Linked DNA regions of Homo sapiens: all the other regions are linked to region 3. Evidence: chromatin contacts called from ENCODE Hi-C or POLR2A ChIA-PET data. All regions are on one chromosome and are shown on one strand. Each heading gives the region's core, a stretch centred on a gene start or an enhancer-like site at or near the end of the contact. The rest is flanking DNA. Distances are from core to core; before and after follow the strand shown.

What was found. Hi-C counts contacts between places; a loop is a spot of excess contacts on that map. ChIA-PET counts read pairs that join two places held with the same protein, here RNA polymerase II (POLR2A). Pooled maps may share reads with other maps.
Region 1: a loop to region 3 is called in a map of naive thymus-derived CD4-positive, alpha-beta T cell, with 30 times the contacts of the local background. The contact joins the promoter of ZNF335 here to the promoter of ZHX3 in region 3. A Hi-C loop is called at or near these places in 1 of 168 maps with a recorded cell type or tissue (naive thymus-derived CD4-positive, alpha-beta T cell) and 6 of 50 pooled maps. POLR2A ChIA-PET finds 5 or more read pairs at or near these places in 1 of 52 experiments (naive thymus-derived CD8-positive, alpha-beta T cell).
Region 2: a loop to region 3 is called in a pooled map, with 8 times the contacts of the local background. The contact joins the promoter of RPN2 here to the promoter of ZHX3 in region 3. A Hi-C loop is called at or near these places in 4 of 50 pooled maps. POLR2A ChIA-PET finds 5 or more read pairs at or near these places in 2 of 52 experiments (AG04449 and GM10248).

The regions. Positions count from the first base shown.
Region 1 is chr20:45,970,608-45,973,751 of GRCh38, reverse strand. It overlaps ZNF335 (zinc finger protein 335), which reads left to right and starts at 1,549. Exons shown (of 28, transcript NM_022095.4): 1 at 1,549-1,630; 2 at 2,292-2,542. The coding sequence starts at 2,342. RefSeq lists an enhancer at 928-1,147 and a silencer at 1,918-2,037.
Region 2 is chr20:37,178,076-37,181,360 of GRCh38, reverse strand. It overlaps RPN2 (ribophorin II), which reads right to left and starts at 2,031. Exons shown (of 17, transcript NM_002951.5): 1 at 1,992-2,031. The coding sequence starts at 2,004. MROH8 (maestro heat like repeat family member 8) reads left to right here and starts at 1,813. Exons shown (of 25, transcript NM_152503.8): 1 at 1,813-1,972; 2 at 1,974-2,138. The coding sequence starts at 1,881. RefSeq lists a silencer at 1,756-1,805 and enhancers at 1,356-1,913, 1,926-1,975, 2,326-2,405, 1,914-2,473.
Region 3 is chr20:41,315,857-41,319,095 of GRCh38, reverse strand. It overlaps ZHX3 (zinc fingers and homeoboxes 3), which reads left to right and starts at 1,365. Exons shown (of 4, transcript NM_001384317.1): 1 at 1,365-1,587. RefSeq lists an enhancer at 936-985 and silencers at 1,096-1,545, 1,556-1,845.

The DNA of each region.
Region 1 (3,144 bases), core at 300-2,799, 4.7 Mb before region 3:
CTTAGGACTTTTTGTTTGTTTGTTTGAGACAAGAGTTTCCGCTGTTGTTCCCCAGGCTGGAAGGCAATGGCGTGATCTCGGCTCACCGCAACCTCTGCCTCCCGGGTTCAAGCTATTGTCCTGGCTCAGCCTCCTGAATAGCTGGGATTACGGCATGCGCCACCACGCCCAGCTGCTTTTGTATTTTTCGTACAGATGGGGTTTCTCCATGTTGATCAGGCTGGTCTCAAACTCCCAACCTCAGGTGATCCGCCCGACTCAGCTTCCCAAAGTGCTGAGATTACAGGCGTGAGCCACCGCGCCCAGCCTGCTTAGGAGTTTTTTTGAGATTTTTTTCCCCCAAAATTTGTATCTTTCAATTAAGGAAAATAGCCTATGGAACTACAGAGACTTAGGGACAAAAACCAGAGCGCCTTACTCCCTCTTGTGCTCTTCCACTGCAAACTGCTAAAAGTCTTAAAACAGAAGGTGACATTTCCGGAGGAAGGACATACCTTAAGGGCAGCTGACTTTTAATTAAAATTTTTTTTCTTTCTCCACTTTTAAAGGATAGGTAGTTGACTTGTATTTATTTATTTTTTGAAAGAGGGTCTCGCTCTGTCGCCCAGGCTGAAGTGCAGTGGTGTGATCACGGTTCGCTGCAGCCTCAACCTCCCAGACTCAAGCGATCCTCCCACCTCAGCCTCCCGAGCAACTGGGATTATAGGCACGCGCCACCATGCCTGGCTAATTTTTCTTTTTTTTCTTTTTTTTGTAGAGATGGGGTCTCGCTCTTTTGCCCAGGCTGGTTTGGAACTCCTGGGATCAAGCGATTCTCCTGCCTTGGCGTCCCAAAGTGTTGGAATTACAGGCGTGACTCACAGCGCCCGGCCTCAGCTCTATTAATGTTAACAAATATGTATACAAACCTAAGGGACAAGCATTAACTTCTTTCCATTTCCCCGACTCCTGCCATCCGTACTTAGCTCCTGAGTCCCTTTATTGGATGTGATTTTGGACCAGCCCTTCCCATACCCAGACCTCAGTTTCCCTATCTGTACAATAATTATACATTCCCTTCCCAACAAAACACATCAAACCTAACGGGCAGAGCTCGATTGGGTTGCAGCAGCGCGCTAAGTAATAAGTAATGAGTCAGGTAAAATGACTGACAACATGAATTCCTCTTTGGCCAAGCCAAAGTCGCCCGCGGCCACACGCTCTTCCGGGCTGTTGTAGGAGGGGCGCGGCCAAGCCACCGGGAGCCACGCCCCCCACTGGGAGCCACGCCCCAAGAGAGCGGGGCGCGCATTCGCCGCGCCCAACCCTGCGGCCTAGGGAAGGGACCAGAATGACGTCACAACCACTTCCTACGTAACACTCCGCCGAGATAAAGTAGTCCCCAAACCATAGTGGGCTCAGTGCCAAACACCGGGCGACGTATAAAGTCCCAGAGTCTGTTGAGACCCGATTATGGTTTTGAGGCCTCGGAGCGACCTTCCGGAACACTGAAAATGTGTCTTTCCCGGGGCCAGCGGGGGAAGTAGTTCCGGCCTACAATAGGCCGATGGGTTCCTCCGCAGCGGAGGAAAGAGGATGGCGACCTCGTCGATGCCGGAGTCAGAGAGGAACGTGGCTACGAAAGCCTCGGGTGAGCTTCGGGTAGAGTTAGGCGGCCCCACCGTACCCTGCCGTGGAGTGAGGTCACACTGCGGGGATACCCGGAGGCGAGGTCCCAGGCCGGCGGGGCTGTCCGAACAGGGCCCCGGGGTCCCAGGCCCTTTAGTCGCTCTCGCACTTGCCTGAGCGGAAACCCGGCGCCACCACAAGATGGCGTCGGGCCTGGAGCACAGGCAGCGCCGGGGACAGCCCCAAATCGCCAGGCCCCGAGACCGTCGCTGTCAGCCGCCTCCGCAGGGGAACCGGGGGGGAGCGAACCACTGACCCAGGGGGCCAGCGGGCTGTACCACCGGCCCTGCAACCCGGGGGGACGCGGGGGCCGAAGGGCTGAACCACTGGGCCCGGATGGGGCTCACAGAGCGGAACGCTCCACGAGAATCGTGGGGGCGAGGGAAAGGGTCAAGATTACCAGCCATTGACCACCCTCCCGGGAAGGGCCTTAGCCTGGGAAGCACAGCTTCTCCGTCAAGTTTTTCCCGAGCTCCCCTCGCAATACACCAGGAAGCTCCGCCCCGTCGGAGACTCAATCTTCGCATCTGCAAAATGGGCGCAGGGGTGCAAATGGGTGGCCGTGGTTGCCGGGGCTGGGGAGATGGCCCACTTGTTCCAGCCACGGTCACCTCTCTTCTCAGAGTGAAGTTCCCAGACCCTACGCCCCGCTGTCAGGCAGCCCGCCGATCAGATGGAGGAGAACGAGGTGGAGAGCAGCAGCGACGCGGCCCCTGGGCCTGGCCGGCCCGAGGAGCCCTCTGAGAGCGGCCTGGGTGTGGGCACCTCAGAAGCCGTGTCCGCCGACAGCAGCGACGCCGCGGCCGCCCCGGGGCAGGCAGAGGCCGATGACTCTGGCGTGGGGCAAAGCTCGGACCGCGGCAGCCGTTCTCAGGTATGGACCCGGCTGGACGGCGTGGGTGGAGGCAAGGACCGCGAGCAGCAGTGCCTGACAGCCAAGAGGAAACAAGGCTTGTTTGTAGCTAATACTTGGTGTTTCTGGTTTACTGTGAGCCAGGCACCAAGCCAAACCCCTAAAATGGATTTTCTCATTTGAGCTTCATACCTTCTAAGACACATACCATTTTTTCCCACATCTTATAGAAAAGGATGCCGAGGTACAGAGTGCAGACAGAGCCAGGATTCAAATCTAGGCTGTGGTCTTAGCTACTATACTACCCACAGTCCTCACACTTTGAGAGGCAGATGTCTAGGCCAGGAGTGGTAGCTCATCGCCTGTAATCCCAGCACTTTGGAAGGCTGAGGTGGGAGGATCACTTGAGCCCAGGAGTTGGAGACCAGCTTGGGCAAATAGCGAGACCTCATCTCTACAAAAAAAAAAAAAAAAACGCAAGTGCCCTGGGTTAAGACTGGGTCCTGCCTCCAGTTTACTGGGAGACCTCTTTGAGCCTCAGTATCCCGGCTAAAGTAAAGCAGAAATACTTGCTTTCAAGGGTGCTTGATTGTGAGCTCCCACCAGACATCCTCTTGCAAACA
Region 2 (3,285 bases), core at 782-3,281, 4.1 Mb after region 3:
AGGACAGTACAGCTTGAGTGGAATAAGCAAAGGGTAAGAAGTAGATGAGGTAACAGAGGTAGCAGAGGACAAATCCAGAGGGCCTTGTATACCACCGTAGTGGAAGCCACTGGAAAGTTCTTTTTTTTTTTTTTAGACAGAGTCTCGCTCTGTTGCCAGGCTGGAGTGCAGTGGCGCGATCTCGGCTCACTGCAGCCTCCGCCTCCCGGGTTCAAGCGATTCTCCTGCCTCAGCCTCCCAAGTAGCTAGGACTACAGGCACGTGCCACCATGCCCAGCTAATTTTTGTCTTTTTAGTAGAGACGGGGTTTCACCATGTTGGCCAGGATGGTCTTGATCTCTTGACCTCGTGATCCGCCCGCCTCAGCCTCCCAAAGTGCTGGGATTACAGGCGTGAGCTACCGCACCCGGCTGGAGACCACTGGAAAGTTCTAAGCAGAGGAGTGATTTGACTTACACTCTAATGGTATTACTGTGTTGAGAATAAACAATACTGTGTGGAGAACAGACCATGCAGGTGCAAGGACAGAGCAGGGGACACCAGTTGGGAGACTACCGCCATAATCCAAGCCAGAAGATGATGGTGGCCCAAACCAGGGCAACAGCAGTGAACATGATGAGAAGTGATGAGAGTTAGTCTGGCTAGAATTCAAAGTCAAAGCCTATCAGAAACTGCTAATGGACAGAAAGACCTAAGAGAGAGCGGAGTCAAGATACTAATGCTGAATCCCCAATGCCTTGTGCACAGGCGGGTACCCAATATATGAAGATCTAGTGAATGGCTGCGACTAGCATTTTCCCACCTAGACCGTAAATTCCCCTAAAACAGCACCTGTGTCAGAATCCTAATCTTCTCACTCCATGTTAACGAGAGCAGTAACTTTTCTGACTAAAAGTTGAGCACTTAATATGTTAGGTATGCCCACGCTATGCTGTGCTTTGCACACACCAAATCATTAAATCCTCACAACATCTAAGCAAGGTGGCTATTTTCTGCATTTCACAGACCAGGAAAGTAAGGCTCAGAAGTAGTTACCTGCCCTAGGACACATCACTGAAAATCAAACTTCAGGCAATTTGAATCCAAAGTCTGCTTTTAACCACTTTACTATCCTGAACTTCTCAAATAATGAAACGGTGAGCCACTGACTCATTCATGTGTCACCCTGGGCAAGTAAGTTCCCTTCCGTGGGATTCCAACTTCTCATCTGTCAAATGGTAGTAACAAGAGTACATGCTTCCAAAGTTACGATGAGGCTACATGAAATTCCACCCTGCACAGCGTCTACTCAGTAACTTCCAATGCAGTTAACTTAGTTCTTACCTAGGGCCATGCACTGTTCTAAACTAAGCACGAAGATTATTTCACTTAATAAAGCAACTCAACGAGGCAGATAACGTGACTAATTTGACTAACTTATTTTACAGATGAGAAACTGAGGTGTAGAGGGGTTAAGTAACCTGCTTTGGGTTACACAATGAATACGTGGCCGACTGCAAGTTTGCACCTAGAGTGTCACTTGAGAACTTATGCTCCAGGCTCCCAGAGAGAAGTGAGGGTTTTCTTTGCCCCTTTCACTGAATGGGAAACTACAGCACAAAGAAGGACAATCTGCCCAAAACCTCACACGGAGTAAGGGGCAGCGCCGGGACCAGAACCTTAGGCCGCCTGGCCCAGAAGCCCGCGCGAGTGAAATGAATGAGGCCAGACCTAGGCTAAGCGCGTCCGCGGTCCCCACGGCTGAGCCTCGGGGCGACCCGTAGCTCCGCGCTGCACCCCTCCCCCAGGCACCAACCCCGCCAGGTCGCGGGCACTCCCACCAGCTCGCAGCCCTCCTTCGGACCCTCGATCCGAGAGCGCCCCAGCCAGAGCTTGTGCCCATGCCCCTGTCCCGCAGGGGAAGGGGATCCCGCCTGGCCGGCTCTCGAGCGGCGACTAGTAACCTCCCGCGGGCGACAGCCCTCTCCCCAAAGCCACGCGCAACTCCTCACCCGGCGGCGCCATTCCTCCGAGCAGGTCCCGCCGGAGTCCGAGCCGCGGGCTGACTTCCGCTCGGGAAAGTGGCTCCAAGAGCCCGCCACAGGGGACGCCAGGGACTCGCGGCAGGCTCTGCGGGCCAGGATGAGTTCTAAGCACAGGTCAGTGTCCGCGGCCCCGCTGAGCTTCGACGCTTCCAGCAGCCGCGGCCGGGATCCCAGTCCTCCCGCTCACAGGGCCTTGCAGTTCCCGAGGACAGACCCGCCTCTCCCCCGCGCCCAGGCCCACTTGGAACCGACCGTCTCGCAACGCTCCTATTCCGGGAGCTACCGGGACGCGGTTGGGCCAGGCCTCGGGGTGGGCCCGAGACGGGGCCGCTTCTGATTGGCCTGTCTGCTGTCACTCACTCGTCTTTCTGCTGCCCGGCCCATTTTAAAGGAACAGGAAGGGTCTCGTCGGGAGGGGATAGCTTAGAAGGGATTTTTTTTTCCTCTTTAGAAAATTGTGGCAGTTTCTGGCCGGGCGCAGTGGCTCACGCCTGTAATCCCAGAACTTTGGGAGGCCGAGGCGGGCGGATTACCTGAGGTGAGGAGTTCGAGATCAGCCTGGGCAACACGGTGAAACCCCGTCTCTACTAAAAATACAAAATTAGCCGGGCGTGGTCACACATGCCTGTAATCCCAGCTACTCGGGAGCCTGAGGCAGGAGAATCGCTTGGACCTGGGAGGCGGAGGATGCGGTGAGCCAAGATCGCGCCATTGCACTCCAGCCTGGGCAACGAGTAAATCTCCGTCTCACCAAAAAAAAAAGAAAAAGAAAATTATGTCAGTTTTTTCCAAAGATTATCAGTGGGGTTGTTAATAACTGACCTACGAGTGACGTTTTATCTGATTTGCAGAGCAATGCAGTGACTCATAGAGAACATATTAGGCCAGTTTTACAGGCTCAACATGGAGGTGGCTCATCCAGGAACACCGCTCTAATAACTAGCGCCAACTACTGAATGTTTACAGTATAACCCGACACTGTGCCGAACGCTCTACAAGCATTATTTCTTTTCTTTCCTTTTTTATTGATACGGGATCTTGCTCTGTCGCCCAGGCTGGAGTGCAGTGGTGCGATCACAGCTTACTGCAGCCTCGACATCCTGGGCTCAAGCAATCTTCCCTCCCGCCTCAGCCTCCGGAGTAGCTGGGACTGCTGCCTTGCGACACCACGCCCAGCTAATCTTTAAAATTATTTTTGGTAGATACCGCGTCTCGCTTTGTTGCCCAGGCTGGTCTGGAACTCGGGCTCAAAGGATCCTTC
Region 3 (3,239 bases), core at 116-2,615:
AGGTTTCAACAGGATCCCTCTGGCTTCTGTGTTGAGAGAAGGCACCATGAGAGCACAGTGGAATCGTGGAGAACAGGCAGGAGGCTACTACAATATTCCAGGAAAGAGGAAAAGGGGTATTTTAAAGGTAGAGCTGACAGGCTTTTCTAATGGGTTGCATGTGGGATATGATAGGGAGAGTGGAGTCCAGGATGACTCCAATGGTTTGTCTGGAGTCATCAGAAGAATGGAGTTGACATGAACTGAGGTAGGGAAGGTTGTGAAAGGAGCAAGCTAAGGTGCCACGTATGGGTGTTTGACTATCGACTTGTTTACTTGGACACATCGCTCACACTTGTGTATATGCTCCCTGGTTTTCAGGATCTGAAGGTTCTAAAGTTACTTGAAGTTAAAGGCAGCCTTACTTATTGAACACCAAGCACTGTGCAGAAATCTTTATATGTGGTGTCATTTAACCCTTTTAATATTTCTACTGATTTACTCATGTTTCATTGCCCTTTTACAGTTGAGAGATTAACACGTCCAAAGTCACTCAGACAATTATTAACCTGCTAGATTAATGCAGATCTGGGATTCCCATCCAGGTGTGTCAAGACCGTAGAGCTCCTGCTGTTTACTAATCACTGGATTCTAAAGGTGGGAGCCACTTTCTGAGCATATTTGCTGCAGACTTGGTTCCATAACTAAAAAGGTGCCTGGATCATGTGACGAGAATTCAGGAAAGAACCCAACCCCATCCCAGGCATTACAGGTTATACAACAGCTATGAAGAAAGGACGGTATTAGTGGACTCGAGGAGGCTGACTGATGTTTGAAAGTTCAAGTACTTGAAGACTCAATGTTAAAACAGTGATCAAGAGTTAGTTTTTTTGTTATTATTCTTAAGAAAACAGAAAATATTAAAAATTGCAGTGAACCCTTGGTTGGATAAAAGACCACTCCTAGTCGACGCTTGTTGGGAAACACTGGAATTGGAGGAGTGGGGGCAGACAGGAGCGAGAGCCCCTGCCAGCCTACACACACATCCTTTTGAAAGTGTAACCTGGTGTGACCTTCTTTAAGTGGTCCTCTGGAAAGAGCAGGATATGGAGTACAAAAGCCAGGAACCTCTGGGACCGCAGCATCCGCCCCCAGCGCCTCCTTCCCCGTCTTCTTCAGCCTCCACACGGTGGGGCGGGGAGGAGGGGGGAGGAGGAGTGCTGGCGCATGCGCCGGGGGCAAGGTCCGCTCCCCGCGACGTCAGGGGGCTCGCACCCGCTCGAAAGCCCCGCCCCGCGGCCGCCAGAGGCGACCTGGGCGGACTGGGGGGCCTGGGCCACGCCCCCAGCCGAGTCGAGCAAGGCCGAGGGGAGCCGTGCAAGGCCGAGCAGAGCCGAGCGCCTCCGAGAGCGGCCGAGCCCAGCCGAGCGGCCCGGAGTCGGTTGGTGCAGCTGCGTCCCCGCCGCTCAGCAGTCCGCGGCTCCGGCGTCGCCGCCGCCGCCGCCTCTGCGGGGCCTGCGCCGGCCGCCCGCCCGGCCGCGGGGAGGGAGGCCCGCAGCGCGGGAAGAGCGGCCCGGTCGCGGGCGCCGCCACCGCCGCCGCTGCCAGGTGAGCGCCCGCCACGGCCAGCCGGCCCCGCGTGCCCCCGCGGCTGTCAGTCCCCGGTGTCTGTATCTCTCTCTGCCTGTCAGACCCTGTGTCTGCGCGAGCTCCTTCCCGCCACGCCTGGCCCGCGGCCGGCCCGCAGTCTCAGTCAGCCCCCTCCCGCCGGCTGCCCCTGGTCTTTCTGTCAGCCGCCAGCACCCCCATGCTGAGAGGCTCCGCCCCTTCCCCCCGGAGCCCCGCCCTCCGCCATCTGTCATCACCCCCCGGGCTCCAGGAGCGGGCGTCCAGGGGTCCTAGGGGTCAGGGTAGCCCCGCGTGCCACCATCGTAGAAGGCGCAAAAGGGGGTGGTAGAGGGGAAGCGGGGGCGTTCGCGCAGGCCCGCCTGACCGTGTGAGAGTGCATGCCCGAGTGTGCGTTCCGCGTGTGCACCCGAGAGCCGCCTGCGTCCACGCCCGAGGGCCCTTGCACTCTGCTGGGATGTGGCAGCCCATGCCCCCGGTGTAAAGAGCGTCAGCTCGACCAGTGAAGGCGGCAGAGCCAGGACTCGAACCACTCGGGGTACAGTAGCACCCTGAATCTTGGGACCCTTGTCTGCCCACGCGAAAACACTACACGTGGGCCCCAGGTCCTCGGATTCCCTGAGTGGCGTGTGAGTGGAGTTTGGAGCTTGTTAAGCCTTCCCAGTTTGGGATTTTCATTCAGGGAAGCCTGTTGGAAGTGATTGAGGAGTGGATGGGATGTAGGACTTAGGTGGGGAGTGTTTGAGGGCTTGAGTCATTTTGAGTTGCATGGTTTACATTTCTGAGCAGTGATTGCCCTGGGCTTGTGCCCTGCGAGAAACTTATGTGACTTGGGGTGGGGGAGTGAGGTAGGAAGGAATGCTCCTTTCTGTTTTTATCTATGTGAACACATAGTATATATTTATCCAGATATCCTAAATGTTTATTCATGAGGCGTCCACACGTCCTTAATTTAAAAAAGGATTACAGTAGTTTCCATTTATACACGTTCTTGTGTGTTGTTATCTCAATGCTCTTTATTTGTGGTAACTTAGTATTGCAATATTTCAAAACTAAGAGAAAATGCATCCTAAAACAATTGGTATTTTGCCGGATAATTCTGAACCACGGAGAAGGAGCCAAAAGCGCACTTCATTAGCTGGAACAACTTATTCGAGCTTAATTTGTTTCTAAGAGACATACAGTGGAAAAATCCAGAAGCGCAAAATAGTATCAAAGACACATAGAAAATGAATGAAAAGGGCCCTTCTGTTGCTGCCTTGGAAAGATGGTATCAAAGTTGCTGTAGAGGACAGAGCCACTATGTAATGATCAACATATTAACCAAGTTGGTTTTGTGACCTTGATACATTGAGCGGGGCTTGATTTGTGCAGTGGTTCATGACAGGCAAACATTGCATGGGAAGTGTGGTAATTTTTGGAAAAAAATGTTCCCCATGTTGTTTTGGTTTTTGGTTTTGAGTTTGTTTTTTTTTTTTTCATATTGAAGTAAGATTTCAGACAAGGGAAGTCTCATGGTGGAGTGCTTTTTTCTTTTTAAAGATAACATTAAAAATTACCAAAGTAATTCATGTTTAAGGCAGAAAACTTGAAAAACAAAGAAAAGCATTGCAAACAAAACAAAACAAAAAAAA